Linked DNA regions of Homo sapiens: regions 1, 2, 3, 4, 6 and 7 are each linked to region 5. Evidence: chromatin loops called from intact Hi-C (ENCODE). Cell type or tissue: heart right ventricle. All regions are shown on one strand. Region 1 overlaps LOC101927692 (a long non-coding RNA gene). Region 2 has its middle 35 kb from the start of FHIP2A. Region 3 has its middle 54 kb from the start of ABLIM1. Region 4 has its middle 36 kb from the start of ABLIM1. Region 5 overlaps ABLIM1 (actin binding LIM protein 1). Region 6 overlaps ABLIM1 (actin binding LIM protein 1). Region 7 overlaps ABLIM1 (actin binding LIM protein 1).

What was found. Hi-C counts contacts between places; a loop is a spot of excess contacts. Peaks named below come from ENCODE experiments on the same cell type or tissue, not always from the same donor. Only the 100,000 strongest peaks of a DNase experiment are listed, where the experiment ranks them.
Region 1: it touches region 5 in a loop (4-fold over the local background); 12 of 110 quality-filtered maps call a loop at or near these places.
Region 2: it touches region 5 in a loop (5-fold over the local background); 97 of 110 quality-filtered maps call a loop at or near these places.
Region 3: it touches region 5 in a loop (4-fold over the local background); 61 of 110 quality-filtered maps call a loop at or near these places.
Region 4: a loop joins it to region 5, with 3 times the contacts of the local background. A loop is called at or near these places in 85 of 110 quality-filtered maps.
Region 6: a loop joins it to region 5, with 2.0 times the contacts of the local background. A loop is called at or near these places in 15 of 110 quality-filtered maps.
Region 7: it touches region 5 in a loop (2.2-fold over the local background); 32 of 110 quality-filtered maps call a loop at or near these places.

What each region holds. Positions count from the first base shown.
Region 1 is chr10:114,765,371-114,769,370 of GRCh38, reverse strand. All of the region lies in intron 1 of LOC101927692 (a long non-coding RNA gene), which reads right to left. It also overlaps a transcript of ABLIM1 not described here. Among named protein-coding and RNA genes, the nearest start is that of FHIP2A, 54 kb to the left of the region's middle. In heart right ventricle, no CTCF peak of the experiment used is centred here; a DNase peak (open chromatin) is centred at 1,558; H3K4me3 peaks cover 2,984 bases; H3K27ac peaks cover 3,319 bases.
Region 2 is chr10:114,785,103-114,789,102 of GRCh38, reverse strand. It overlaps a transcript of ABLIM1 not described here. Among named protein-coding and RNA genes, the nearest start is that of FHIP2A, 35 kb to the left of the region's middle. In heart right ventricle, a CTCF peak has its summit at 2,492 (motif pointing right); no DNase peak of the experiment used is centred here.
Region 3 is chr10:114,709,995-114,713,994 of GRCh38, reverse strand. It overlaps a transcript of ABLIM1 not described here. Among named protein-coding and RNA genes, the nearest start is that of ABLIM1, 54 kb to the right of the region's middle. RefSeq lists an enhancer at 1,732-2,231. In heart right ventricle, a CTCF peak has its summit at 2,332; no DNase peak of the experiment used is centred here; H3K27ac peaks cover 4,000 bases.
Region 4 is chr10:114,692,696-114,696,695 of GRCh38, reverse strand. It overlaps a transcript of ABLIM1 not described here. Among named protein-coding and RNA genes, the nearest start is that of ABLIM1, 36 kb to the right of the region's middle. In heart right ventricle, CTCF peaks have their summits at 514 (motif pointing left) and 1,771 (motif pointing right); no DNase peak of the experiment used is centred here; H3K27ac peaks cover 4,000 bases.
Region 5 is chr10:114,548,634-114,552,633 of GRCh38, reverse strand. The region is part of intron 4 of ABLIM1 (actin binding LIM protein 1); the gene reads left to right. Among named protein-coding and RNA genes, the nearest start is that of ABLIM1, 110 kb to the left of the region's middle. In heart right ventricle, CTCF peaks have their summits at 1,776 (motif pointing left), 3,510 and 3,712; DNase peaks (open chromatin) are centred at 1,133 and 3,723; H3K4me3 peaks cover 1,501 bases; H3K27ac peaks cover 4,000 bases.
Region 6 is chr10:114,607,838-114,611,837 of GRCh38, reverse strand. The region is part of intron 1 of ABLIM1 (actin binding LIM protein 1); the gene reads left to right. Among named protein-coding and RNA genes, the nearest start is that of ABLIM1, 48 kb to the left of the region's middle. In heart right ventricle, no CTCF peak of the experiment used is centred here; a DNase peak (open chromatin) is centred at 1,684; H3K27ac peaks cover 4,000 bases.
Region 7 is chr10:114,620,583-114,624,582 of GRCh38, reverse strand. All of the region lies in intron 1 of ABLIM1 (actin binding LIM protein 1), which reads left to right. Among named protein-coding and RNA genes, the nearest start is that of ABLIM1, 36 kb to the left of the region's middle. In heart right ventricle, no CTCF peak of the experiment used is centred here; no DNase peak of the experiment used is centred here; H3K27ac peaks cover 3,820 bases.

The sequences.
Region 1 (4,000 bases), 220 kb before region 5:
CTTTCTTTCTTTTTCTTTCTTTCTTATCTCGATGGAGTCTTGCTCTGTCACCCAGGCTGGAGTGCAGTGCCGTGATCTCGGCTCACTGCATCCTCCACCTCAAGCGATTCTCATACCTCAACCTCCCGAGTAGCTGGGATTACAAGCACCGGTCACCAAGGCCTGCTAATTTGCTTTTTTTTTTTTTTTTTTTTTTTTCATTGAAGACAGTGTTTCACCATGTTGGCCAAGCTGGTTTTGAACTCCTGACCTCAAGTGATCCGTCCACCTCAGCCTCCCAAAGTGCTGGGATTACATGAGTGAGCCACCACACCCGGCCATAGAACATCTGTTTTGAGAGTGCACAGAGGAAGAGAGGACAGGGCGTGAGAGTGGAATCCCACCTTTTTAGTTAGAATTTCTAGATCTGGTGGCTTTTTATTATGTTGCTTATTAGCATCAAGCGCTAGTTGATAAACCTCCAGGGCACTAAGAGGTTTTTGTTGTATTTTCTCCTTTTTATCCTGACATATAGAAAAAGGGGATTTGTTCAGAGTGGTCACCAGCCCGGCCCAGCCCCGACTCTTCAGAGTTGATGCAGTAAATCAAGTGTATGCACAGACCTCCCTTGAGTGTCTGTTGGCTCAAGACCGGGTGCTGGGTGGGGGGACCCTGACGCCCCCCGCTGACTCGAGGGTCGCTGGAGGAAAAGTCCCGCCCCATCCCACCCCGCCCATAGGCTTTCCGAGAGCCTGGCCGACTCGGAGGGGCTGGTGGGTCGGTCCCCGCGTGTGGACTGCGGGCTGAGCCCCCTCAGGCGACCGTGGTCTTCGCTCTCCTGTCAAGGGCATCACTTAGGGGAAGGAACGAACGGCCCTTTCTTGCTTTCTCTCTCTGGGACCAGAGAGCTGGAGAGCCATTCGGAGCACCCACGTTATTTTTCTTCTTATTAAGAAGACGGGCGGGGAGAGGGGAGGACGCAGACCCTCGTTCCTCGGGGACAGAGCCCCGCCCGGCGCCGCGGCAGAGCGGCTGCTGGACCCGGGTGGGCCCCGGCGGCTCGGGGCGGGGGAGGCGCGCCCCGCCCAGCGCGGCCGCGGGTGTCAGCGCTGCCGCGCCCGGCGGGTCCCTGCGGCCGCTGCGTCCCCGCCCGTCGGCCTTGCTGCGCGGAGCGGGCGGCCAGGTGTCCTGCGGGCGGCGTCCCCGCACCGGGAGCCGGAGGGGGCCGGGGCCGGGCGGGCGCTCCGGGGCTGCCTTCTTCCCCGCGCCCTGCGGGGCTGTCCAACGCCTTCCAGCTCCGGCTCCCGCTGCCTGCACCATGTCCGCCAGAGGTGAGTGGGGACCAGGTGGGCACCGTCCACTGACCCCGGCGGGCCGAACAGGTGCGGGAGGGCGGGGGGGCTGCGACAGCCGCGCCGGCCCCAGCCCGGCCTGAAACTTTGGCAGCGGATCCCCGGGCTCGGGGCTGCCGGGGGCCGGGGGCAGGGGAAGGAAGCCCTCGCCCTTGACCTTGATCCCCGGATGTGGGCGAGCCTAAGGGCCAAAGTCGGCGCCCCGCTCACCTGTGCCCGCCGCGCGTCTGGGCTGGGAGGCGTGGGGGATGGGCTCGCGCTGGCTGCCCTGCCGGGAGCTGTGGAAGGGCTGGCCAGGAGGGAGGAAGAGGTATTTTTTCCTCCTTTCTAGTTACCATTTTGCAGCTCGGCTATGGAAGAAATCCAGGGCTTGAGGCAGCACGATTTAAAGCTGCAGTGCTTACACCCCATTAAAAAAAAAAAAAGTAAATTCCCCACCTGTACTCCCCTCTGCATGAATCTCCCCTTCCACTCCCCACCCATTTTCTTTCTGGAGTAAAACAATTACTGCAGGTGAAATGGGTGGAAGAAAAAAAAATCAGAATTGCTTTTCAGGCAAGAATAAAGGGAATGTATTTCTTGCCATCTGGAGCCAGCGACGATGCTGGGGAGAGTGGGTTAGTCATAGCTCAGTGGCTGCTAGTATGAGTGAAATATTAAAGAGATCAAGTCATTCTGCAGCTTGCGAGCAATTAAAATGAAGTGAATTGGTTGCTTTGCCGTAAGCATTTAAAGAAAATATTGATTATTTTTAGAAAGTGTATTTGCAAAGCAGTAAGTGCCACCCCTTTTGATACCCTGAAGGCAACCTGTAAGAGGAGTTGCGGAGTTGTTTTTTTATTTTTTATTTTAAACTCCGAAGCTTTAATCCTGCTTTTTGGAAGGAGTTTAGGAATTTGATAACGTGTTGGATAATTAAGCGCTGCTTTTCAGAGTTCATCCTGGGGCATATAATGAATAGAGTAATCTCTATCCAGAGTGTTTTAATTCCTTTTCAAGCACTCTGATCTTTGTTGATGATTGCTTTGGCGATATGGTTGGTTGGATCTGTACCTAGAAATGGGGTGGAAAGGACTTGGTGGAATGACAGAATTTATATTGTAGATACCAGGATGCAGAGGTGACATAGGGCTCTGAGATACTACCTGCCTATTCATGCCTAATTATTCACGTATATTAGAGAACGAAAAAAGAGCATGGAACAGATAACACCATAAGGGACTTGGTGTGTATATGGATGGAGTCATAACAATCTCTGAACTATGTTCTTAGACTGAGGCTTTGAGTGCTGACCGCTGTCCTAAGTACCACAAGGAACATATGGAGAATATCTCTTATAAGTTGTAAATCTCTCTGAGGTCAGAGTCCACTTCTGATTCAGCTTTACAGCACCCAAACCTGTTAGTGCAGAACCTTGCACACTGTAGGGGCCAAGTAACTATGTGGAATCTCGGTATGCCCTAGGAAGCATCAAGTTTGTTAGGCCGTCACACAATTTCATTTAGTCTCTGGCCCCTCCTATTCCAGGGTCTCGGGTTTATCTGAGGATGTGAAATGAAGATGGCCCCAGAGATTCTAAGGGGCTCTAAGCCCTGGAATGGGACTGAGTTCTCAAACATTTCTTCTTCAACCCAGTTTCAAGCAGGATGGTTTGGAGTCAGCTATAGACATTTCATTCAGTTGTCTTATTTCCCCTTCAAACTTCATGTTGGTCATCTTGCATTTAACAGTTTGAAGTCTGACTAATCTTGTAGAGGGAAAAATATCTATAATAATAAATATCAGTTATTGTATGTTTATTAGGTGTCAGGTACTTTACATGTGTTACATTATTTAATCCTCACAATGACTCAATCAAGTAGCTATTGTTATTACCTCCCCATTTTACAGATGAAGGAATTGAGGTTTTGAGAGATTATAAAATTTGCCTGAGCTAAGCTTGGTAAATGGCAGATCCTGATTTCTACCCAAATCTGTCTGATTCTGATCACATCCACTTTGTTTTACTACTTCTGTTATTAGTCCTTCAAATATTGTAATAGACATCACAATCATTGATTTGCTAAGAAGAGAGAGAGAATGGCTTAGACATGGCATTGAAAGGAAATAGCCTTGATAAGTAACTTGGAATTTCCAATACATTTAGAAACATCTTGGTAGGCATTTGGTAATGACAAAGTGTGGAAAACAAGGCCGCTGATACTAGATGTTGTTAATTTGATATTCCTAGTTTTTTCTTCCTATTTCAGTGTTGAGAACCAGAATTTCCTAGACATTACCAAAGACTGAGGATTTTACGTATCTTTTTATGCAGCACTTTTATTTATGTGAATTTGAAAAAAAATTCTAAAAGATTAGTAGAGTGCTTAGTAGTTACGGAGTTGAGTTTGTCTAGAAATGTGTATATTTTTGTCATTAATTTTTTAAAAGATTTCAAAACTGTGGGCTTCACTATGGTGTTTCAATTCAGTCATCTGCTCTTGTCTGTACTCCTGAAAGGGGAAATAAGCTTATAGGACCAGAAGCTTAATGTGTCTACTTAAGTACCTAACTTATCAATAGGAAGTCCTTTAGATCCTTGAAAAGATAAATGCTCTTGATTTTTAAAATGATCTCTACTTATTTCTAATATCTAGGCTTGTAGATTATGGTAGGAATAATAGAATATT
Region 2 (4,000 bases), 240 kb before region 5:
TTGTATTTTTAGTAGAGGTGGGGTTTCACCATATTGACCAGGCTGGTTTTGAGCTCCTGACCTCGTGATCCGCCCACCTCGGCCTCCCAAAGGGCTGGGATTACAGGCATGAGTCACTGTGCCTGGCCATTATCTTCATTTTTAAGGGTTGCCAGATTTAGCAAATAAAACTACAGAATGCCCAGTTAAATTTGAATTTCAGATAAACAATGAATAATTTTTTGGTACTGGTGTATTCTATGCAATATTTGGTACATACTTACCTAAGAAGTATTAGTTGTTAACTGAAATTCAACTTTACGTGAGCCTCCTGTATTTTATCTGGCAAGCCTATGAGGTTTTGTTTTGTTTTGTTTGTTTGTTTGTTTGTTTTTTGAGACGGAGTCCCACTCTGTCACCCAGGCTGGAGTGCGGTGGGGCAATCTCGGCTCACTGCAACCTCCACCTCCCAGGTTCTAGCGATTCTCCTGCCTCAGCCTTTGTAGTAGCTGGGATTACAGGCACACGCCACCACGCCCAGCTAATTTTTGTATTTTTAGTAGAGACGGGGTTTCACCATATTGGTCAGGCTGGTCTCAAACTCCTGACCTCAGGTGATCCGTCCCCCTCAGCTTCCAAAAGTGCTGGGATTACAGGCGTGAGCCTCCTTGCCCAGTCCCTACTAGATTTCTTTCTTTTTTTTTTTTTTTGGAGTTGACTCACAGCTCTGCTACTAGCTGTGTAACTTGGGTTGAGTTATTTATTTATTTATTTATTTTTTTTTTTTTTATTTTTTTATTGATCATTCTTGGGTGTTTCTCGCAGAGGGGGATTTGGCAGGGTCACAGGACAATAGTGGAGGGAAGGTCAGCAGATAAACAAGTGAACAAAGGTCTCTGGTTTTCCTAGGCAGAGGACCCTGCAGCCTTCCGCAGTGTTTGTGTCCCTGGGTACTTGAGATTAGGGAGTGGTGATGACTCTTAACGAGCATGCTGCCTTCAAGTGTCTGTTTAACAAAGCACATCTTGCACCGCCCTTAATCCATTTAACCCTGAGTGGACACAGCACATGTTTCAGAGAGCACAGGGTTGGGGGTAAGGTCACAGATCAACAGGATCCCAAGGCAGAAGAATTTTTCTTAGTACAGAACAAAATGAAAAGTCTCCCATGTCTACCTCTTTCTACACAGACACGGCAACCATCCGATTTCTCAATCTTTTCCCCACCTTTCCCCCCTTTCTATTCCACAAAACTGCCATTGTCATCATGGCCCGTTCTCAATGAGCTGTTGGGTAAACCTCCCAGACGGGGTCGTGGCCGGGCAGAGGGGCTCCTCACTTCCCAGTAGGGGCGGCAGGGCAGAGGCTCCCCTCACCTCCCGGACGGGGCGGCTGGCCGGGCGGGGGGCTGACCCCCCCACCTCCCTCCCGGACGGGGTGGCTGGCCGGGCAGAGGGGCTCCTCACTTCCCAGTAGGGGCGGCCGGGCAGAGGCACCCCTCACCTCCCGGACGGGGCGGCTGGCCGGGCGGGGGGCTGACCCCCCACCTCCCTCCCGGACGGGGTGGCTGGCCGGGCGGGGGGCTGACCCCCACACCTCCCTCCCGGACAGGGCGGCTGGCCGGGCAGAGGGGCTCCTCACTTCCCAGTAGGGGCGGCTGGGCAGAGGCGCCCCTCACCTCCCGGATGGGGCGGCTGGCCGGGCGGGGGGCTGACCCCCCCATCTCCCTCCCGGACGGGGTGGCTGCCGGGTGGAGACGCTCCTCACTTCCCAGACGGGGTGGCTGCCGGGCGGAGGGGCTCCTCACTTCTCAGACGGGGCGGCTGCTGGGCAGAGAGGCTCCTCACTTCTCAGACAGGGCGGTTGCCAGGCGGAGAGGCTCCTCGCTTCTCAGACAGGGCGGTTGCCAGGCAGAGGGTCTCCTCACTTCTCAGACGGGGCGGCCGGGCAGAGACGCTCCTCACATCCCGGACGGGGCGACAGGGCAGAGGCGCTCCCCACATCTCAGACGATGGGCAGCCGGGCAGAGACGCTCCTCACTTCCTAGATGGGATGGCGGCAGGGAAGAGGCGCTCCTCACTTCCTAGATGGGATGGCGGCTGGGCAGAGACGCTCCTCACTTTCCAGACTGGGCAGCCAGGCAGAGGGGCTCCTCACATCCCAGACGATGGGCGGCCAGGCAGAGACGCTCCTCACTTCCCAGACGGGGTGGCCGCCGGGCAGAGGCTGCAATCTCCACACTTTGGGAGGCCAAGGCAGGCTGCTGGGAGGTGGATGTTGTAGCGAGCCGAGATCACGCCACTGCACTCCAGCCTGGGCACCATTGAGCACTGAGTGAAGGAGACTCCATCTGCAATCCCGGCACCTCGGGAGGCGGAGGCTGGCGGATCACTCGCGGTTAGGAGCTGGAGACCAGCCTGGCCAACCAGATTTCTTAATGTAATGCCTGATGATGATACATGGTCAGTGGTAAATACATTTCAGTGCCCCTCTGCTTTTCTTGCCACCTGTAGGTGGCAGTCTTATCAAATAATTTCAAGAGACCTATGACAAATGTGTTTAATATTGTGCTGTACAAGTTTAATACTGTTTAATCCATCTATTAATAAGGCTCTTAAAATTATATAAATGTTTACATAAAATAAAAATAAATTTGAAGGTGCTCAAAACTAAATATAATTCAGTCCTCATCTTTTATACAACTTACTATCGAATATTCAAATCTAGATAGCTCATTCTAGTGAAGTACAGTGCTTTTATACTTTATGGATATTTTGAGGTATTTTGTAGCTTTTCATGATATTGTAAATGGGGTCTTTTCCCCTCATATTTTCTAACAGACTACTTTTGCTGTGTAAGTAGCTATTGATTTTTGTATGTTTTTGTTTCAGACCATACTCTGTTAGTTCAAATAGTATTACCATAAATACTCTTGGATTTTCCAGTAGACAATTAAATGATCTGCAAATAATTTACTTTTCTCTCTTTTTCAAATAGCAATAAATCTCTTTTAAAAAACTGAATGTAATTCTGCTAGATGCAGGTATTAAGAATAAAAAGAAATAATTATATTGATACTCTTATAAAACTATTTCTGGCCAGGTGCGGTGGCTCATGCCTGTAATCCCAGCACTTTGGGAGGCTAAGGCGGGTGGATCACCTGAGATTAGGAGTTCAAGTCCAGCCTGGCCAACACGGTGAAACCTCATCTCTACTAAAAATACAAAAATCAGCCGGGTGTGGTGGCATGCACCTGTAATCCCAGCTACTCGCAAAGCTGAGGCAGGAGAATGGCTTGAACCCAAGAGGTGGAGGTTGCAGTGAGCTGAGATCGTGCCACTGCACTCTAGCCTGGGCAACAGAGCGAGAATCGGTCTCAAAACAAAAACAAAACAAACAAACAAACAAAAACTGTTTCCATTAGTATGAGATTTTATATTCACTCAAAACTATTATAATAATATAAAATTATAATCCAAAAAGATAATTGTAACCTTATAGTTGTATTTATACATGAATAATATAGAATTATGTAAAAATAGGACCTCAATTATCTATTTCATCTACACCCATGCCCCCCTACCCATTATACTAAGAATGCTATTCTTATCACAGATTTGTTTTCTTACAAAGCCAAAGGAAAAAAACATCCCCATGAGATCCAATAAAGTCTTTAAGTAACTTATTCCATTATTACATACTGGATTCTAAAAAGAATAACTATAATTCCTTTTGAATTTCAATACAAGAGACTTCAATCTTTTAAAAGAAAGTTACATCACTTCATACCATTATTCATTGTCTTTTGAGCTGTGACAGTGTACTCAGTACTACACAAAACACAGGACACAGTGCCTTCCCACATCTGATGTTGAGAAGCCACCTAGGAGTTAGAATCTATGAACATGAGTTTCGAAGGTAGCACCTTTAGGTGTTTTAGTTCACAGATATTTTAATGTGTGTTGATTTATAAACTGTAAAATAGGATGGAAGTTTAAATATTAATCTGAAAAATAAACTTT
Region 3 (4,000 bases), 160 kb before region 5:
GTGTGTAGACCCTGTGAATTCAACACCTTCCCAGTACAGAATGCAGTTAACACAGACAGGGTTGGAGTCAGCTTCCCGTTTTTGTCTCACTTGGTTCCCTCTTCGTTGCCATTCAATCTGTTGTGTAAATTTTTTGAGTGAGGAGGCACGATGTTCTCTACAACTGTGATATTTAGCTCTTACTATTGTTTGCATTTAGAGAAAGATGTATGTGAATTCCTCACTGTTTTTATTATTCTGTAACCGAAAGGAGTGAAGTGTTCTTTAAGGCTGCCTCCTGATGGGAAACAATCCTACTGAATGAAATTGGCTGATTGAAATGGGGAGCAGCCCGTAACTCCCTGAAAGTTCTTTAGTGCTACTAAAAAAAGACCAACACAAATGAAAATGTTATGCTTTCTCTAAGTAAATACCAGTGGTAGGAAATGGTAGGTTAGAAGCCTTTTTATTCCCTTCACTGGGTAAGAAAAACACTGAGGGATAGCTTCCGGACTATCCCTGTTTTTGATTTTCCCTTTCTCTTCATCTTGCACTTGGTTTTGATTTCTCTGGGTTGTATAGTTTATTGTTGGATCTTACTACTGTGAACTTAAAAACTATGCTATTTGCCACCCCAGCTCCACTGTCTCTTAGGGACATAGCTCCCCTTAAATGCAAGGATTTTATGAGAAGTGGGATCTTTGCCATTCCATTTATCCTGGTTCCAGAGCAAAGACCTCCCTCCTGCTCTTCTGCTTCCTTGGTAAATAACCCATGTGCTCTAGGAAGAGGACAATACAGTAGCAATTGAATTCCTTCTTCCCAGGCATTTTCTCATACCAGGATAATGTCTCTTTAGCTGCTCCTCTCTTCCTTGTTAAATCATGAACCACGTATCAACATATTCTGCCCAGCTATGTTATAGAAATAACCGGGCAAGAATATGTATATTCTTTCCTTTTTTTAAGAGACAGGGTCTTGCTCTGTCTGTCAGGCTGGAGTATAGTAGTATGATCATAGCTACTGCAACTTTGAACTCCTGGGCTCAAGGGATCCTCCCATCTTGTCCTCCTGAGTAGCTAGGACTACATGTGTGAGCCACTGTGCCTGGCCATGAAGATGCGTGTTTCATTAATGGATGGAGCTCTAAGTCGGGGCAATCCATTGCCCTACGGTTTTATTTGTAATCAATAAGAAGTAATTATAGAAAATCATTGACAGTTTTGCTGAGCAGGTTCAACATTACTTGAAGAAACTCCAAATATTCCCGTGTCATAGATCATTTTGTACCAGAGTTGTTCTATATACCACTGAAAGTTTTCACTAGTAGCCTCAGACTGTCATCTAATTCTTCCATCCACTTAGCAGGCATGTCTCACAATATGGTGACAACGAAGAGGAAAACCAAACCAAGAAAGCCAGCATGGCTTCGGGGAGCTGGGTAAATAGGAGGTGACCTTGGATAAATACAGCTAATGTAACTGAGGGTAGCCCATAATAGGCTGTTGTCTTTTTTGTTCCTAAATTTCTTCTTATGCATTTATTATGTTGGCTTGAAAACCATCTTTTATCTCTATATTGTAATTTTCAGGTCTTATGAAGGAACTACTATGGCTTTTAATTATAGCATTCATGTACTTTTTTTTTTTTTTTTTTTTTTTTCGAGACGGAGTCTCGCTCTGTCACCCAGGCTGGAGTGCAGTGGCGTGATCTCGGCTCATTGCAGCCCCTGCCTCCCGGGTTCAAGTGATTCTCCTGCCTCAGCCTCACGAGTAGCTAGGATTACAGGTGCCCACCACCATGCCTGGCTAATTTTTGTATTTTCAGTAGAGATCAGGTTTCACCATGTTGGCCAGACTGGTCTTGAACTCCAGACCTCAAATGATCCAACCACCTTGGCCTCCCAACGTGCTGGGATTACAGGTGTGAGTCACCGAGCCCAGCCATTAATGTACTTTGTAATGAAAATCTTTTCCCTGTCACCCTGGAGACCCCCAGGCAGGATATGCTGAATATTTTCCACATGCTCCTCCGATTCCATTCTCCACCCTTTGCCCTGCTGTGCTCCTAGAGACTAACCCCGATGGCTACAGCAACGGCTCCCTTGACTTCTGCTTCAAGTTGGGCCCAGTTGGTGCGGGGGGCACTTAGCAGGATATCTGAGGGTGGGAGGAGAGTGTGGTTGGGGTATTTATTCCCTGGACTCCTTCTCTACCAGGTCACTGTTGGTTGTCTGTCTATGAAAGGCCACAGGTCCTGACAAGCCCCCCTCCCTCTCCACTCAGCTACTCACTTCAGGTTCTAGCATCGACTCCACCCCTTGCCTCTTTAGGCCTAGGGGTAAGCAACAGCTCCCCACTGTTGCTGGCTCAGGGTAGTGCATGCCCCTTGTGGGTTTACCTGAACCCTGACCACACCTTTGTAAATATCCCCTTTGTTAAACCTTTTTCAAGTTCTCCAGTTTGATTGTAACATCTGTCACCTGCCAAGACTCTGGCTGATATGCAGGTTTAGCGTGGGGGCTGGCACGCCTGGTGTTAGAGTGGTGTCTGTGACTGTGAGATTTGGGTCTATCATAAGCTTTACAGTTGGCTTCTCAATGGTCTTAACACTGTCACCATGGAAACTGAACATCAAAAGACAAGGGAAGGTTATGGATGAAGAGGCTCTGAGACATACCCAGTACCCTATAAAAGCCATTGTATAGCAACAGGAGGGCTCTTGGTAAGTTGAAGTGGGATGACTGCAGACAAATGGCAAAAGAAAATGATGCAAACCCCTAGTGAAACACAATTTCTAATGGGAGCCTGGAAAGCAGAAGCCATTCCGTTCCTTACGTGTAACAACCAGAAATAAGATGACTTTTGCTACTTTTGTTCTTGTGATTGATAGGGGAAAACATAGATCTTCAGACAGAAACAGAAGACATACAGGGACAACAGATTCTTCAAAAGAGTAGGAATATCCTGAACATTGTCCTAGTCATGGAGTGGCCTTCTTAGGCCCACATATAAACCGGCATGAGCTTATAGGTCATCTTTGAGTGGAACCCATCAGATGTCTTTGGGATTTTGGAATGCGTGAGGGATAAGCAAATGCTCCAAAGCCTTGCCTTTTCTACTGATCGAATGGAACACAAATACTTAGTGTGCAAATATGGTCCCTTGTGTTTCTTTCTGGAAAGCCAAAATATGTGTTCTGTGAAGATTGCTTTATTTTATTTTTATTTATTTTTTGAGACACAGTGGGCTCTGTCGCCCAGGCTGGAGTGCAGTGGCACCATCATGGCTCATTGCAGCCTTGACCTCCTGTGCTCAAGCAATCCTCCCACCCCAGCTCCCAAGTAGCTGGGACTACAAGTGCAAGCCACTAAGCCTGTTTAATTTTTATGTTTTTAGTAGAGATGGGTGATATGGTTTGGCTGCGTTCCCACCCAAATCTCATCTTGAATTGTAGCTCCCATAATTTGCACATGTTGTGGGAGGAACCTGGTGGGAGATAATTTAATATGGGGATGGTTTCTCCCATACTGTTCTCGTGGTAGTGAATAAGTCTCATGAGATCTGATGGTTTTATAAGGGGTTTCCCCTTTTGCTTGTCTCTCATTCTGTCTTGCCTGCCACCATGTAAGATATCCCTTGCTTTTCTGCCATGATTGTGAGGCTTCCCTAGCCCTATCGAACTGTGAGTCAATTAAACCTCTTTCCTTTAAAATTACCCAATTTTGGGTATGTCTTTATTAGCAGTGTGAGAACAGATTAATACAATGGGATTTCACCATGTTGCCGAGGCTGGTAAAGATTGCACTGTAATACAATTCTGATAGTTGCCAAAGCCCTACTGAGTCACTCTAACTCTGGATCTGTTGGGCAGTTGAGCTGTAAAAGAAGTGGATAGCAAGTCCAGTGGAAATCTTGGACCTGAGTAACCATTTACTTCAAAGAATAGGAGATTTTAGTTGCATGACAACTCTTGCCCAAGTAAATATGTGTGTGTACACATGTGTGCACATGGTGGGAGT
Region 4 (4,000 bases), 140 kb before region 5:
AAAGGCATGTCTTACATGGTGGCAGGCAAGAGAGAATGAGAGCCAAGCAAAAGGAGAAACCCCTTATAAAACCATCAGATCCCATGAGACTTATTCACTACCATGAGAACAGTATGGGGGAAACTGCCCCATGATTCAATTATTTCCCACTGTGTCCCTCCCACAACACATGAGAATTATGGGAGCTACAATTCAAGATGAGATTTGGGTGGGAACACAGCCAAACCATATCAAATGGTGTCCTTATAAGAAGAGGAAATCTGGGCACAGAGACAGAGAGACCAGACACATCTGTGCAATGAAGCTCATCCATGTGAGGTCACAGCAAGAGGGCTGTCATCTGCAAGCAAGAAGAGAGGGCTTAGAAGAAACAAAACCTGCCATCATTTTGGTCTTGGACTTCTATAGCCTGTGGTATTTTGTTGTTGTCATCTTAGCAACTAATATAGCATTTTTAGCCAAGAAATCCTGCTTTGTTCCCTGCTGCCCTCTCCAGGGATGGAGGAGGGAGGCATTCCCTGGGTGGAGCCTGGGCAAGGAGCCCTCATCACTGGATCCTAAAACCTGTGTCTCTGATTTTCCATAGACACTGGGGCTATCAAGGAAAGATTTTTGACTCATCTTGCCAAGTTCTAAACTATTTGGATATCAAACTTGGGTAAAGACCTAGTGAGGAAATCAGGGAGGCTGTAGTTAGGAGAATTTCACAGGCATGCAGAAGTAATGTCATGTAGGATGCTAGCTGAGATGTGTGGATAAGCATCAGTTGCCACATTGATGGGGCGATGGCAATAAGAGTCTGGAAACTCTGTTTTCCCAAAGAAACTGACATCCTCATAATCTCTTACGATCAGAGATCAAAATTTGAGGTGCCTTGGTTTGGTTGTACAAAGCTTCATACATGGAAATCCTTCTTTCTGTTGGATGTGTTTTATTTCCAACAGAAATAAAATGCCATGGCATTGTCTCCAATGCCATTGCATTATCATTGCCATTTCTAGCAGCAGAATTCTTTAATTTGAAAAAGTTGTTGAATTGTAATGGACCCAGTTCTAACCTAAGTTTCAGGTCAGTGACTTTGTATAATTCATTGGCTCTCTGTGTCTCAGTTTTCCTTATCTGAAAAGGGGGATAATTATTGCTGCTCCCCAGTGCACAGATACATTATTTTGATGTTGTGGGAGTGGGGTTTGAATTTGTAGAAAGAGAATGGATTTCAAAAAGGCCTTCTTTCCCCCATTTAATTTGGTCTTGAGAAAATGATGTAGCCTCTCTGAGCCTCAGTTCTCTCCTCTATAAAATGGGGATAGTAATGGTTACTCCAGTGGGGGGTGTGAGTATTAAATGAGAACATATGGAGAGCACCTTATGTTGATTCCTGCATGTTTTAAGGGCTCTATAAATGTTAGCACTTGATGATGATATTTTAAAATTATTGAAATTACTAACAAAAGGTGAGTTAGTTGCTTTAGATACTTAAGTATTATGCTGTCCCTTAAAGGGGCATCTGCTTAACAGATGGTTAGTTGACCATTTAGCTAATGGAAAGCAGTGTAAGATTTAGGATAATGTATGGAGATGTAACTAGAGAATGAGGTCTTGTTCCTTTGACCTACATGCTAAACTCTCAGTACATACCATCAAGCAGGCTTCCTCTAACTGTAACATGCACATAAATTCCCCGGAAATCTTGTTGAAATGCGAATTCTGATTCAGTACCTGGAGAGTCCGGGTTGGGTGCTGACATTCTGCATTTCTAAGAAGTTCCCAGGTGAGGGCGCTGCTGCGGCTCAATGTCCGGGTTTTGAGCGGCGAGGTCCCAGAGAAGATGGTAGAGCTAGCTATGATCCCAATCTGTAAGTTCCACTTTTTATCAACCAATTATTATTGTCTATCAACTTACATTAAGCTTCAGAAACATTTCATTTTGACTTTTCATGTCAAATTCCCCAGCTCTTGCTACTTTCCTGCCCCTGGCCTCTCTATTTAGTACTTAATGTCTTTTTTTTTCTTGTTTAAAGAATAATAACAATAATGACTAATATTTGTCAGGAATCAGGAACTGTTTCCTTAAATTTTCACAACATCCCATGAGGTAGGTATCATAATTATCCCCATCTTACAGGTGAGAATATGGAGATACGTATAGATAAAATAACTTGCTAAATCACCCAACTAGTGAGTGGTAAACCAGGACTATTTTAAGAGTTTATTTAAAGGAGCCCTTTTGTAAATGAGAATCCCCAGGGATAGCTGGCATAGTGCACCCCCCTTACCAGTTTTTGTTATGCCCCTTTAGGTTTTTGTCACATTTTAGAAAATGTAGAGCCTCCCTTCCAGGAGCCAGCAACTGTGGCATTCATCCAGAATGCAACCCCAAGTGACTGCAGAGTCTAGGAAGTCCGTGATGTTTTCTCAGAGTGGCACCCGGGCCAGAACCCACACAGCTCAGCTGTGGTTTGCTACCTTATGAGTGAAGGCTGTAAGAATGAAGGTCACAGCCAGCAGACAGATCCTGTAGGGTGTGTTCACATCCTTTCCACCTGCTTCTTTCACAATTTGAGTATAAATTCAATTTTTATCAACCGAATATTATTTTCTATTGATTTACTTCTGGAGTACTGACTTCTGAAAACTTCAGAATATTTTTATTTTTCATCTTACATAGGCAGGGCTTTTGCTACTATTCTGCCTGTGGCCTCTGTGTCTAGTACTTTAAAAATGATTAAAATAGACTGGGCATGGTGGCTGATGCCTGTAATCCCAGCACTTTGGGAGGGCAAGGCGGGAGGATGGCTTGAGGCCAGGAGCTCGAGACCAGCCTGAGCAACACAGCAATAACCCAATCTCTACAAAAAAAAAAAAAAAAGTTTTTTTAAAATCAGCCAGGCATGGTAGCATGTGCCTGTGTCCTAGCTGTTTGGGAGGCTGAGGTGGGAGGATCACTTGAGCCTGGGAGTTCAAGGTTACAGTGAGCTATGATCATGCAACTGCACTCCAGCCTGAGTGACAGAGCAAGACCCTGTTTCTGAAAGAAAAAAAAAAAGAAATAAAAAGAAAGAAAGAAAAAACGCTTAAAATTATATCAGCAACAACACCCTACCTGCAAGCCTGCGCTTATATGGCTGTGCGCTGTGCGAGGAAGAGCTGCAGGGGATAGACCTGAACCCTATGATGGATGACAGGGACACGTCCTGTAGGGGCAATGTACTTGGCGATCTGGAGAGAGTGCACGCATGAGAGCATGTTGCTCAGAGCCTGTGGCTGGTCCACTCCTGCCTTGGCTACTCATTCTCTCACTTGCTGTAGTCACTTACACTCACAGGCCTTCATTTTCCTCCTTTTTAAAATGAAAGGATTGGGTAGGTTGGGGATTTTTCAACATGTGTGTTTATTTTTAGCTATGGAACCCTTTCTTCAGATGAAGGCTCACCTGGAAGCCCAGAAAATAAAGCATAAGAGCTGAATTTTCTTTGGTGGAAGTCGGACCCAGAACCAACTCTCTGCCTTCCCCGCGCTGCATCCCTCACCGATCCCAACACAGCCTCCTTCTTCTGTTAGCTAGAAAACAGCTGGCCTAGATAATAGGAAGCCTCCCTTTAGCCTCCACACTGTGCCTGTGCACTCAAAGGAATAAAACATGGGGTTTCAGAAAGCCAGTGTTAGGGAGGAGTATTTGCTAAAGGCAGTTTTGTTTCTAACTCCAGTGGCTGGTTATTATAAACCCTAAAATGATTCAGCAAGGTGTCCTTGGTGTTGACTTATTTATTTTGCAAGGTTTAAATGCATTTTTTTTGTGTGTGTGTGAGATGGAGTCTTGCTCTGTTGCCCAGGCAGGAATGCAGTGGCACCACCTCAGCTCACTGCAATCTCTGTCTCCCGGGTTCAAGCAATTCTCCTGCCTCAGCCTCCTGAATAGCTGGGACTACAGGTACCCGCCACCACGCCCGGCTAATTTTTTTATTTTTAGTAGAGACGAGGTTTCACCATATTGGCCAGG
Region 5 (4,000 bases):
GAAGCGGCTATGTAGATGGATGTTAATTTAACCTGGACGTGAGTAGCCAAATCCCTGCTTTTTTCTGGCTTTTGATGCCAAGAGTGAAGGGCTCAGGGTCAAGTGTTTAAGGTCAGGCTTTTCTCTTTTTTTTTTTTTTTTTCCATGTTAGGTCATTATTTTTCCTGGGTAGGACACTGGCAAGTTCCTCATGGGTTTTATTTCCTCGATGCCACTGCATATTCACCTACTTCTGACGTTGGCAATAATTCCAATGCCAATCACCAGCTTTCTATATTTATCAGCAGCTGCTTCAGTGATTTGGAAACAATTTTCTCAACAGCTGAAAAACATGAAGATACAGAGTAGGACATTTTGTTCTTTATGAAAGAGCTTAGTTGGAGTGAGCGTGGAAGGAGTGAGCAATCCAGCATGAATCTTTTGTCTCTGCATCTTTTCCACTCTCTCCAGCACAGTGTCAGGCTTGAGTGAAGACCATGGCTTTGTCCAGACAGGAGTGGGTAGGCTCTGTGAAATATACCAGAATACTTCGGGTCAGGATTCTCACGTGGGCTGGTATTCCCTTATCTAGGAGGTGCTCTTTGTTGATTTGCTTGATGTGTATCATAGGGATTGGCAGGAAGGAGGCCTAACCTTAGCCTTTATTTGCAGCCCAACCTTACCAGCTGGCTGGTAAGCATTCAGTGAATATTTTTCTATAAAACATGTAGAGTGGCTGTCCCCCATGAGGCACCGTGCAGGGCATGGAGGAGCTCAATGGTATAGATACCACCTGTGAAGTCAGAGAGCTTCCAGTCTGCAAGGCACTTTGACTAGAATGATTGTGAAAACTAAATGGTACCATGTTTACAAAGCCCTCACGTGGTACCTGATTCTAGAAAGCCCTCAGTGCAGAATGATCATAGTGGTGAGGCAGGAAAATAGGGTCTAGAGACTGGGAGCCTAAGGCGAATCTGAAGTTGACTTCTTAGAATTAAATCAAAAGGAAAACTTCAGCCTCTGGTTGGTCATGGGCCAATCTTTCACTTCAGTCTCTGATTGTTTGCAGGTCAAGTTTCCACTTCAGCCTCTGATTGGCCCTGGGCCAGTCCTTCATTTATATAGAGTGTAACTCCACTTCAGCCTCTGATTGGCCATGGGCCAGTCCTTCATTTGTATAGAGTGTAACTCCGCTTCAGCCTCTGATTGGCCGTGGGCCAGTCCTTCATTTGTATAGAGTGTAACTCCGCTTCAGCCTCTGATTGGCTGCAGGCCAAGCCCTCAAGACTTTCTATCCCCTAACAGTGGTCTTTATTTTCAAATTGTGTCTTTGCTTATTTCATAGCTCTGGGATGTCTGGGCACTGAGGTGGTTGTAAAGAGCCCAAGACCTAACTGCTCCTAACCGAGGAAAAAGGGAGTCTATTGAGTGGCTCACATGTACCAAGCATTGTATTATGCAAAACACTTTACAGTGCATGATCTCTTTTCTTCCTGATAGCAGCCTAGGCAATGGCTGTTGTCCGCATTTTACAGATGAAGAAATGAGGGTTCGGAGAGAGTAACTTGCCCGAGTCTTCCTGACACCAATGCCCATGCTGCTCCTACCTTCCCCACACCATCCACCTCCCTGGACCTCACTTTTGGTGCAGCAGAGAGACTGCAAACAGCTCTGTCAACCTCCCTGAGCCCATCCATTGTCATTTGTAGAAATGAAAAGCCATCTCTGAAAGTTGATTTTCTCTTTTAAAAATTCTATTGAACAGCATCTTCCTTATTATTAAAATCTTTGCTGCCACCTAGTGGGAATTATGTAATTAGAAGAATAAAGAAAAATTTCAGTTAGACTTGGATTAAAAAATTGTCCATTTCATCCTGGAAAAGGCAAAACTATGTAGACAGTGAAAAGATCAGTGGTTTCCAGGAGTTAGGAGGAGGGAGGGATGAATAGATGGGGTACAGAGAGTTTTTAGGGTAGTGACACTACTCTGTATGATACTATAAGAGCGGGTACATGTCATTACTACCTTTGTCCAAACTCAGAATGTCCAACATCAAGACTGAACCCTAATGTAAGCTGTGGACTCTGGGCTATCATGATGTGTCAGTGTCAGTTCATCAATTATAACAATGGTTCCACTCTGGTGGGGGATGTTGCTAATGGGGGAGGCTGTGCACGGGGAGGGACTGGGGTTGTATCAGAAATCTCCGTACCTTCTGCTCAATTTTGCTGTGAACCTACACCTGCTCTAAAAGTAGTCTTTTTTTTAAAAAAAACTATCAGTTTTCTTACATCCATACTGTGCTCCTAAACTTTAAAAATTATATTTTTAAACTAATATCGTGGCCTTCCATTTTTATCTTTATAGTAAACTACCAGATGTGAGATTCCTTTTATAAAAATTTTGGTCAGATGTTGGAATTCATATAAACCCCAGCTTTTAAAAAAATGCTTAATCTTTTATGACCATCTAATATACACTCATATGCATATGACCATCTAATACACACTCATATGTGTACTAGATAATGGGCCATACATTAAGAAATTCTAATTTGCAATATTCAGAACTTATATTTTTAAATTTTATAAATAGTCAAATTTTTTACATTATCATGGTTTAAAAATTCAAACAACACAGAGGATGTGAAGTTAAACAGTAAAGTCCTCCTCCAGAGAGGGAAGTTTCTTAAGAATTTTTAATGTTTTCCCCCAGAAATGTTCTATTCTGGGACTAGGACACACACACCATTTTCTTTACTACTTTTTTATGAATGAGCTTATGCTATGCTTACTGTTCTATGGCCTGCTTTTTTTACTTGATCTATTTTGAACATCTTTCCATGCCAGAGCACAAATCTGCCTCGTTCTTTTGAACAGCCCATAGTATTCCATTATCAACTATACTATAATTTATTTAACTGGCCCTTCACTGATGGTCCATATAGCCTATTTCCAGTTTTTGTTATTAGAGAAATGCTGTAGGGAACATATGCATGCACATATGTGCTTTTGCAAATATATTTGTAGAATAAAATCTTAGACATAAAATAATTACTGGATCTCAAGGTTATGTGAACACCCACTGTCCAAGATCGCCAGAAATACACCTGTCATTAAAAAAAAAGAAAAAGAACGGGTTAAACTAGCTGCAGCAAGAGGGAAGCCAGAGGAACTGTGAGCCCACTCTGGGTGCAGTTTGGAGGAGTTTTCACAGCATTTGGGCTTATGCTGGGTAATTTTATTTATTTATTTAATTACTTTATTTATTGAGACGGAGCTTCGTTCTTGTTGCCCAGGCTGGAGTGCAATGGCATGATCTCAGCTCACTGCACCTCTGCCTCCCAGGTTCAAGCAATTCTCCTGCCTCAGCCTCCTGAGTAGCTGGGATTACAGGCGTGCACCACCATGCCCGGCTAATTTTTTGTATTTTGTAGAGACAGGGTTTCACCACATTAGTCAGGCTGGTCTTGAACTCATGACCTCAGGTGATCCATCCGCCTCGGCCTCCCAAAGTTCTGGGATTACAGGTGTGTGCCACCGCACCCAGCCCACGTGCTAGGTAATTTTAAAGAGGATTCAAAGGATTAGAAGCAGTTCTAGGTTAAGTGTTGTCAAGAAGCAGGACCAGGTCAGCGATTGGGTCTCAAGGTTTTCTGGATGGTCAGAGAATTAAAGTTGGGCTAGAAGCGTCATTAGGAAAAAGCAGTGGCAGTCACGGATGTGGTCAGAAGAGGGGGTTGTTTCATCACTTTGTGTACCAAGTGGACTCTGTCTTGGTCCAAACCTGGCCACTAAGTGGACTTGCCAGGACATGGCTTTATTCTGTGTGTGTTCTGTCTGATCAGCTTGGAACACGTGGCCAACTTGACACGTGCTTGCTTTCATTCTCTCAGGTACATTGATGTGGAATGTCTGTAGTTGTTGAAGTTGCTTTCCAGAAAGGTTGCACCAATTTACAGTCTTCTGGTTTCTTTTTAATACCCAACTTCCCTAACAGAATGAAGCAGTCGATAATCAG
Region 6 (4,000 bases), 59 kb before region 5:
GTCAAAGAGTGTGTCAAAGGAGTCATGCTTTTAGGAGGAGGAGGAAAAGGCACCAAGCCAATTTTAAAATCCCTTTCTGAGCTTAACCTTCACATAGAGAAGGCAGGTGCAGCACATCAGGGCAAGTGCGCCAAGTGATTTATAAGGAGGAAATTTCCTGGCTGAATTATGATAATCCTAGTACCTCTTTGCCTTGGGGGAATCAGATTAACTGGATTTGAGCAGAAGCTGTTTCTATAATCAGGAGTCCAGCTGACGGTTGCTGACAGCGTCTTTTATGTTTGGAGGAATAGCAAGGACCTATCACGTAGCCACGGAAAAGGCAAATCAAGTATCAGAAGTATCAGAGTATCTTTTTTTTTTTTTTCTAGGCAGAGTCTCACCTGTCACCCAGGCTAGTGTGTAGTCGTGTGATCTCAGCTCAGCAACCTCTGCCTCCTGGGTTCAAGCAATTCTCCTGCCTCAGCCTCTCGAGTAGCTGCCATCTAGAGTACAGGCACCTGCCATCATGCCTGGCTAACTTTTGTATTTTTAGTAGAGAAGGGGTTTTGCCATGTTGGCCAGGCTGTTCTCGGACTCCCGACATCAGGTGATCCACCCGCCTTGGCCTCCCAAAATGTTGGGATTACAGGCATGAGCTACCATGCCCAGCCAAGTATCAGGGTATCTATTTTTTTTTTTTTTTTGAGATGGAGTCTTGCTCTGTCCCCAGGCTGGAGTGTGGTGGCACGATCTCAGCTCACTGCAACCTCCACCTCCCAGGTTCAAGTGGTTCTTCTGCCCCAGCCTCCTGAGTAGCTGGAATAACAGGTGTGTGCCACCACACCTGGCTAATCTTTTGTATTTTTGGTAGAGACAGGGTTTCACTATGTTGGCCAGGCTGGTCTCTAACTCCTGACCTCGTGATCTGCCTGCCTGGGCCTCCCAAAGTGCTGGGATTACAGACATGAGCCACCGCACCCGGCCAGTATCAGGGTATCTTAACTGGTGAAAGCCACAAGTGGCAGGGAAGCCCACCATTGTACTGCCCATCCCCCGGGAGTGTTTGTGCCAACTAATAATTCTGTTTACCGAACTCACATGGTATAAGAAAATGAGGTCGTGGAAGCCAGTTTAAGAGAAGGATCATTTTGGACAACTAATGACTGGGTAACTGTGTATGTAGCTTCAAGTAGCTGCCACTTGCCACAGCAGGAAATGGGCCTTTAGGTAAACTGCAAATTAAGCACTCTATGCATTTATTTAAACTGTTGAGTTTCTTGTTTTCTGGGCTCCATACTAGTGCCGGTCTAGCACAAAGAAAGGGAGTAGGAGGTGGGAGAGCGCACATCTCTGTGATATGTGTTTACAATTCAGTAGGAACCAATGGGGTAGAAGCAGAGAAAATATTCTAGGTAATGAAGCAGTCTCTCTCAAACGTAGACTGCCATGAGAATAGGACTCCTGTCTTTAAGCAGAAGTCAACCTTACCATACAGAGGAGCATCTTAGGATTGCAAATCCAGACCAGTCTCAACCAGAGAGAGATTTCCAATCCTGGCCTCTGCTCAGGCTGGAGGTGGCCGAGAGGGTCCTCCCAATGGTGTGTCGTGTTTCCTTGCTATCTCACCCTGACTCTGTACATGTTCTTCTCCCATAAATGGCTGCAGCCTGGAAGAATTTCTGTTTGTACTTCAAGCATTGTTCCTCATCTGCGTATTGACTAGCAGGTGTTGCTTTTGGAATGATGACGCAGGTGGGCATTCACCAGTTCTGAGCCATACACCCAGGGCCTAGTGAGGACATTAGACTAGCTTGATTTCCTTCTATGCTAGATAATCTTTTCCTGTGGAAATCCCTTACACAGTGCTTCCAAATGTGGCCAAAGTAAGACTGTTTCTTCTTAGCTGTACCTTTTTGGACAAGGTTTTTAACTCTTCTTAGCCTTGGTTTCCTCCTCTGCAAAACAGGAATTGTGCAACAGTCCCTCCTACGGCAATTGTGACGCAGTTATTTTGATTGTGAGTAGCAATTAATTGTTATAGTGCCTGGAACATCATTAAGTATTCAGTGCATTTTACTTGTTATAATAATATAGTAGTGTTCTGGAGTGATTTCTTGCAAATGTCAGAAGTTCAGGACCCTGGACCTTCGCATGGGAGATGTCCCTATAGTGTTATTAGGGATAACCCTATTTTCCCTAATCCAAACATTGAACTGAGAAGTATAGAGATGACAACTCAGGCTATTTGATATTTGAAATCAATATCAGAACTATTTCAGACATTTGGAGGAACTGACCATTGAGCTTGCAGTTTTGTAGGGCCAGGATTATGAAATAAAAGCAAAAGAAACACAAACCAAGAGAAACATTGGTGATGGTACAGATATTCAGTGCTGGAGGACATGGAGGAGAAGGAAATATTTTCTCAATCTAAGCCAGCATGAAAGCTTCAGAGAAGCGCCAGGACCTGGGCTATGCCGTATGGGTCAAGTTTGATTTAGACAGATGGGGAGAAGAGAAACCACAGCAAGTGAGGTTACAGTGGGAGTGAAGGCACTGGCGAGAATGAAGATGCTAGACCAGAAAGTGGTCAGAAGGCCTTGCTCAAGGGAGATTTCTAAATTAATACAAATAAATAGTAGAGTATTTTAGTGCTTGGTCTGCAAAGTCAGACTGTCTGTGATCACATCACTTAGCACAGGGATAAGTACTCAGCAGAGGTAGTTGTTTCTTAAACACCTAAAAAGCTGACATGAGCCATGTTATTGAAGATCTCTGAAGTTAGGTAGAGAACTTTAGGCTTGATGATTTGGGACTGAGAGAGCTATTTGGAACTTTTTTTTTTTTTTGAGGCAGAGTCTCACCCAGGCTAGAGTACAGTGGCACGATCTCGGCTCACTGCACCCTCCATCTCCTGTGTTCAAGCGATTCTCCTGTCTCAGCCTCCTGAGTAGCTGGGATAACAGGCACCTGCCACCACACCCAGCTAATTTTTGCATTTTTAGTAGAGACAGGGTTTTGCCATGTTGACCAGGCTTGTCTGGAACTCCTGACCTCAGTTGATCCACCCGCCTTGGCCGCCCAAGGTGCTGAGATTACAGGTGTGAGCCACCGTGCCCAGCCTTTGTTTTTCTTTTTAAAATAAGCTTTATTTTGTTTGTTTGTTTGTTTATTTATTTATTTTTTGAGACAGAGTTTTACTCTTGTTGCCCAGGATGGAGTGCAATGGCACGATCTCGGCTCACCACAACCTCCGCCTCCCAGGTTCAAGTGATTCTCCTGCCTCAGCCTCCCGAGTAGCTGGGATTACAGGCATACGCCACCACGCCCAGCTAATTTTGTATTTTCAGTAGAGACAGGGTTTCTCTATGTTGGTCAGGCTGATCACGAACTCCCAACCTCAGGTGATCCGCCCGCCTCGGCCTCCCAAAGTGCTGGGATTACAGGCATGAGCCACTGCCCCCGGCCATCTTATTTATTTATTTATTTTGGTGACAGACTTTTGTTCTTGTCTCCCAGGCTGGAGTGCAATGGTGCAATCGCGCCTCACTGCAACCTCCACCTCCTGGGTTCAAACAATTCTCCTGCCTCAGCCTGCCAAGTAGCTGGGACTACAGGCACATGCCACCATGCCCAGCTAATTTTTGTATTTTTAGTAGAGGTGGGTCTTACCATGTTGGCCAGGCTGGTCTTGAACTCCTGACCTCAAATGATCCACGCACCTTGGCCTCCCAGAATTCTGGGATTACAGGCATGAGCCAAGGTGCCCGGCCTATAAGCTTTATTTTCTTAAAACCATTTTAGGTGAATAAAAAAAATTGAGAAGATAATACAGGTATTTCCTGTATACTCAACACTTGGTTTCCCCTGTTAGTAACATTTTGCGTTGGTGTAACACACTTGTTATAATTACTGGACCGTATTGGCACACTGTTATGAACTAAAGTCCACACTATTCAGATTTCCGTAGTTTTTACCTAATGTTCTTTCTCTGTTCTGGGATCCCATCCAGGATCCC
Region 7 (4,000 bases), 72 kb before region 5:
GCATCTGAAATGGAGGTTGGGCCTCATCTACTGTTAGCTACTGTCAGACTTTGGAGGTGGTATTGCTTCTTGCCTTTCCCATGCCAGGCCAAATGACCAGGAAGGATGAACAACTTGTGTTGCATCACAGAGAGTTTCTTTTAAAGAACGACAAATTGACTTTTCCAAATTCCTGCAGAAGATGTACTGCAAGAGACTCACCCCACCAAGAAGCATATCTTGGCATTTGATTCATTTTGAGGAGGTGGCCCTCTTTGCCATCGCATTCACAGCCCTAGGGGTCAAGAAAGAGGATCCTGGTATTGTTGGCTTCTCCTATGCCAAAGTCAAAGTGCTGAGTGTTTTCCTGAGCCAGCATTAAAGAGCCAGAGAACTTTTCAGAAGGTTCAGTGATCAGTGAGTGGTGCAGGATTTCTTCCCATTGTGGTTGAGTTTGATCTGGGTGCACCACAGTAAAAACCAGCCCAGCTTCCTATTTCATTGTGTGTTTGTCTGATGGTGACTCATACCGAGAGGTATGTTTATCCCAAACTGGCAGGAGCTGTGTATTCAAGGGCAAATTTTGTTAACAGTGGGGAGAGCGAAAATTTGTTATGCATGACCTCTTTTCTCTGAAACATTGTATTTGTGCTCAGACTGACATAATTAATGTTATTATGGTCCAGTGTCCCCTGGGGGTGGAACAGGGGTGAGTTTGTGTGTCCCTGTTGCAATCAAACAGGCTGGCTTGTTTGAATACTTGCATTTAACTATGAAGATCCTGGCTTTTTTAATACTTCTAAGGAAATTACTGTCTAGGACAGTGCTTCTCAAATTTCAACTGGGATCAGAATCATCTGGAAGGCTTGTGAAAACACAGATTTCTGGGCCCTGCCCTCAGAGTTTCTGATTCAGTAGGTCTGGGAGAAGGCCTGAGATTTTGCATTTCTAACACTTCCCAGATAATGTTGATGTTCTTGATTCAGGGACCACATTTTGACACTGTGCAGGTAATCTGTCGTTTCTGTGGGTAAAATGACCAGCCCTACAGGTGGGTAAGTCAAAATTTTTATAGAAGTAGCTTCTTCATTCCCTTTTGCAAATATCATCTGGCTCACCATGCACAGATGGCAAAAAGAAGGTAAAGAACATCACTGTCACTCTGGCTCTCCAGCAGGATGAAACAAAGCCATGTTTCATAATGAAGCAGACCTGTGAGATCCCAGTGGCCAAGAAACTGCTGTCAGTATATGATACTGGGAGCAAAGGTTGGCAGGAAGTTTAAGTTACTTTTTCATGGGGGCGAGTTGGGGCTCAGCGTGACTTGGAGAAGGCAACATTAATTCAGAATGAAGGCACAGGTGTGCATATTCTGCAGGCATCACTCCTATGTTTCCAAGACTTAGATGAGCATGTTTACCTGGAATCATAGAGCTATTTGGAATTTTTGGGTAAAAGTTCATTAACAATACAAAAATTAGCCAGGCATGGTGATGCATGCCTGTAGTCTCAGCTACTCAGGAAGCTGAGGTGGGAGGATGGCTTGAGCCTAGGAGGCAGAGGTTGCAGTGAGCTGAGATCGCCATGCACTCCAGCCTGAGCAATAGAGCCAGACCTTGTCTCAGAAAACAAACGAAAAAAAGGGAAAAGAGTTAATCAGCTATCTTGGCTCACAAAGGCTACCACTCCCTCTTTAATCTTTGAGGAATTGAAATATGTTGTTTAGGCTTGGAGTGTTTCATTTACTACCACTGTACAATATTTACTGTTCATTTGGTGGAAGTAGATCATCATAAAGGCCTTTATCCTCCTTGTCTTTATGCTGAGCAGGTGAGGAGAAGGAAGAAGAGGAGGGTTTGGTCTTGCTGTCTCAGGGGTGGCAGAGGTAGAAGAAAATCTGTGTGCAAGGGGATCTGTGCAGTTCAAACCCGTGTTGTTCAAGAGTCAACTGCATTCTGTCTATGTTCTAGTAGTCTGTATTTTTTCTTCTGTTTATTTCTGTTGTTCTCTATTTGAAACATGAGAAGGGAAAAGTTTAAGAAGAATTAAGAAAAGTGGGTCAGGCACAGTGGCTTATACCTATAATACCAGCAATTTGGGAGGCTAAAGCAGGCAGATCACTTGAGCTCGGAAGTGTGAGACCCTGTCTCTCCAAAAAACAAAATTCCCCCCATCCCCCGACAAAAATTTAGCCATGCATGGTGGTGTGTGCCTGTAGTCCCAGCTACTTAAGAGGCTGCAGTGGTGGGAGGATCATCTGAGCCTGGAGGTCGAGGATGCGATGAGCCATGAACGTGCCATTGCACTCCAGCCCGGGCAATAGAGTGAGACCCTGTCTCAAAAAAAAAAAAAAAAAGAAAAAGAAAAGTGGATGATAGGAAAAGGTGGCAAGGTTGTTCCTCATTGGAGTATCTGATGGGGAATGGGAGAGAAGGCTGAGTACTCCCTTCCTGGAAAAATGATAGGGGCTATGGGTGCCTGGGTCCATGGACCATCTCATAGTGACACATGAGCTAGGTGGGTGTCTACTGGACTGCTGCCATGTGCCACTTGAGGGACACCTTCTGAATGGCCATCAAGGAGCAGTTTTAGGACTGATGGGGATTGGAGTCCGCAGGACGAGAGCCCAGTTATGCTGAGCACTAAAGAAGGATTGGATGCCCCTCTGTCCCTGCTTACCTGGAAAATGCTACCACTTCTGGCATGTGTAGAGGTCCTAGCCTAAAACTCAGAAATAGCAATGAGCCATAGCGAAGGGCTTCTAGTAGCGGCCTGATCACATTACAATTTTCTTGAGGTCTCTTATCTGTGAGGCACTTCGAGAATAACTCGACACACTGGAAAGATCCTACATTTAGTGGATGAATGGGTTAGCAGGTGTTGAGAGGGATGCTGATGGAGAATGCAAAATGGAGGGGACACCAGGTGATAGAATGGGGGTGAACAATCTTCTATGGGGGTTCTAAGGAAGGAAGAGCTATAGTCCCAAGGGAATCAGAAAAGGCTTTATGGAAAAGGGGGCATTTAAGATTGGTATTTGAGGAGTTCTGTAGGTTTCTTAATGTTGGGGATGGTGTTTGATTCAACCTATATTCATTACACAGTGTCTGCTCCATAGTAAGCACTCAGTGAATGTTGAATGAACTAATAAGTGAATGAATGAGGTGTATGGGTCGGGGAGATGGTTATTCTTATTTGGGAAATTTTTTTTAGACTCTAATATGAGATAAGCCATCTAGATATAGCAACACATAAAATGCAGTTCTTGACCTGAAAGCACTCACTTTCTAGCAAGAAACAGACACACATAGATAAGTCATTATGATACAATGTGAAATGTACTCAAAGGGGAACTATGAAAGTAATATGGGACTGCAGGACAGAAAGTGATGAATGCTATTGGATGGTCATGGAAGATTGGGCTTTGAAGGATGAACAGGAATGCAATAGTGGATAAAAAGAGGATGGCGAGAAAGGGACTCAAGTGGGTAAAACAGAAGCAATAAAGTATGCCTCCTGTCTGAGGAGATGCAAGCAGCTCAGTTTAGCATTTTGGCCACATCATACAGCAATGGACATAAGGAGAGGTAAGTAGGGGGGTTTTGTGGGTCACATTGAGCTAAGGATGATTAGAACTGGGGTCAGACGTATGGATGCCCCGAGAATCAGGCAGGTGACCTGAGTGGAGCCTGGGGCAAACTACAGAGCATGGCCCTCCCTAAAGGGAAGAGTTACTTTGTCCTTCATCCTAGGTTCCACGGAGGGATGCAGGTCAAGTTGCCAGGCCTTGCAGTTTTCAAGAGCAGCTGGAAATAGGGATTTTTATGTAAAATCTCCAGATGTTTAAATATTGGCAAATGATTTCACTTTCTCTTTAAAAAATATTGTGTGTGGCCAGGCACAGTGGCTCATGCCTGTAATTCCAACACTTTGGGAGGCTGAGGTGGGCGGATCACTTGAGGTCAGGAGTTCAAGACCAGCCTGGGCAACATGGTGAAACCCCGTCTCTACTAAAAATACA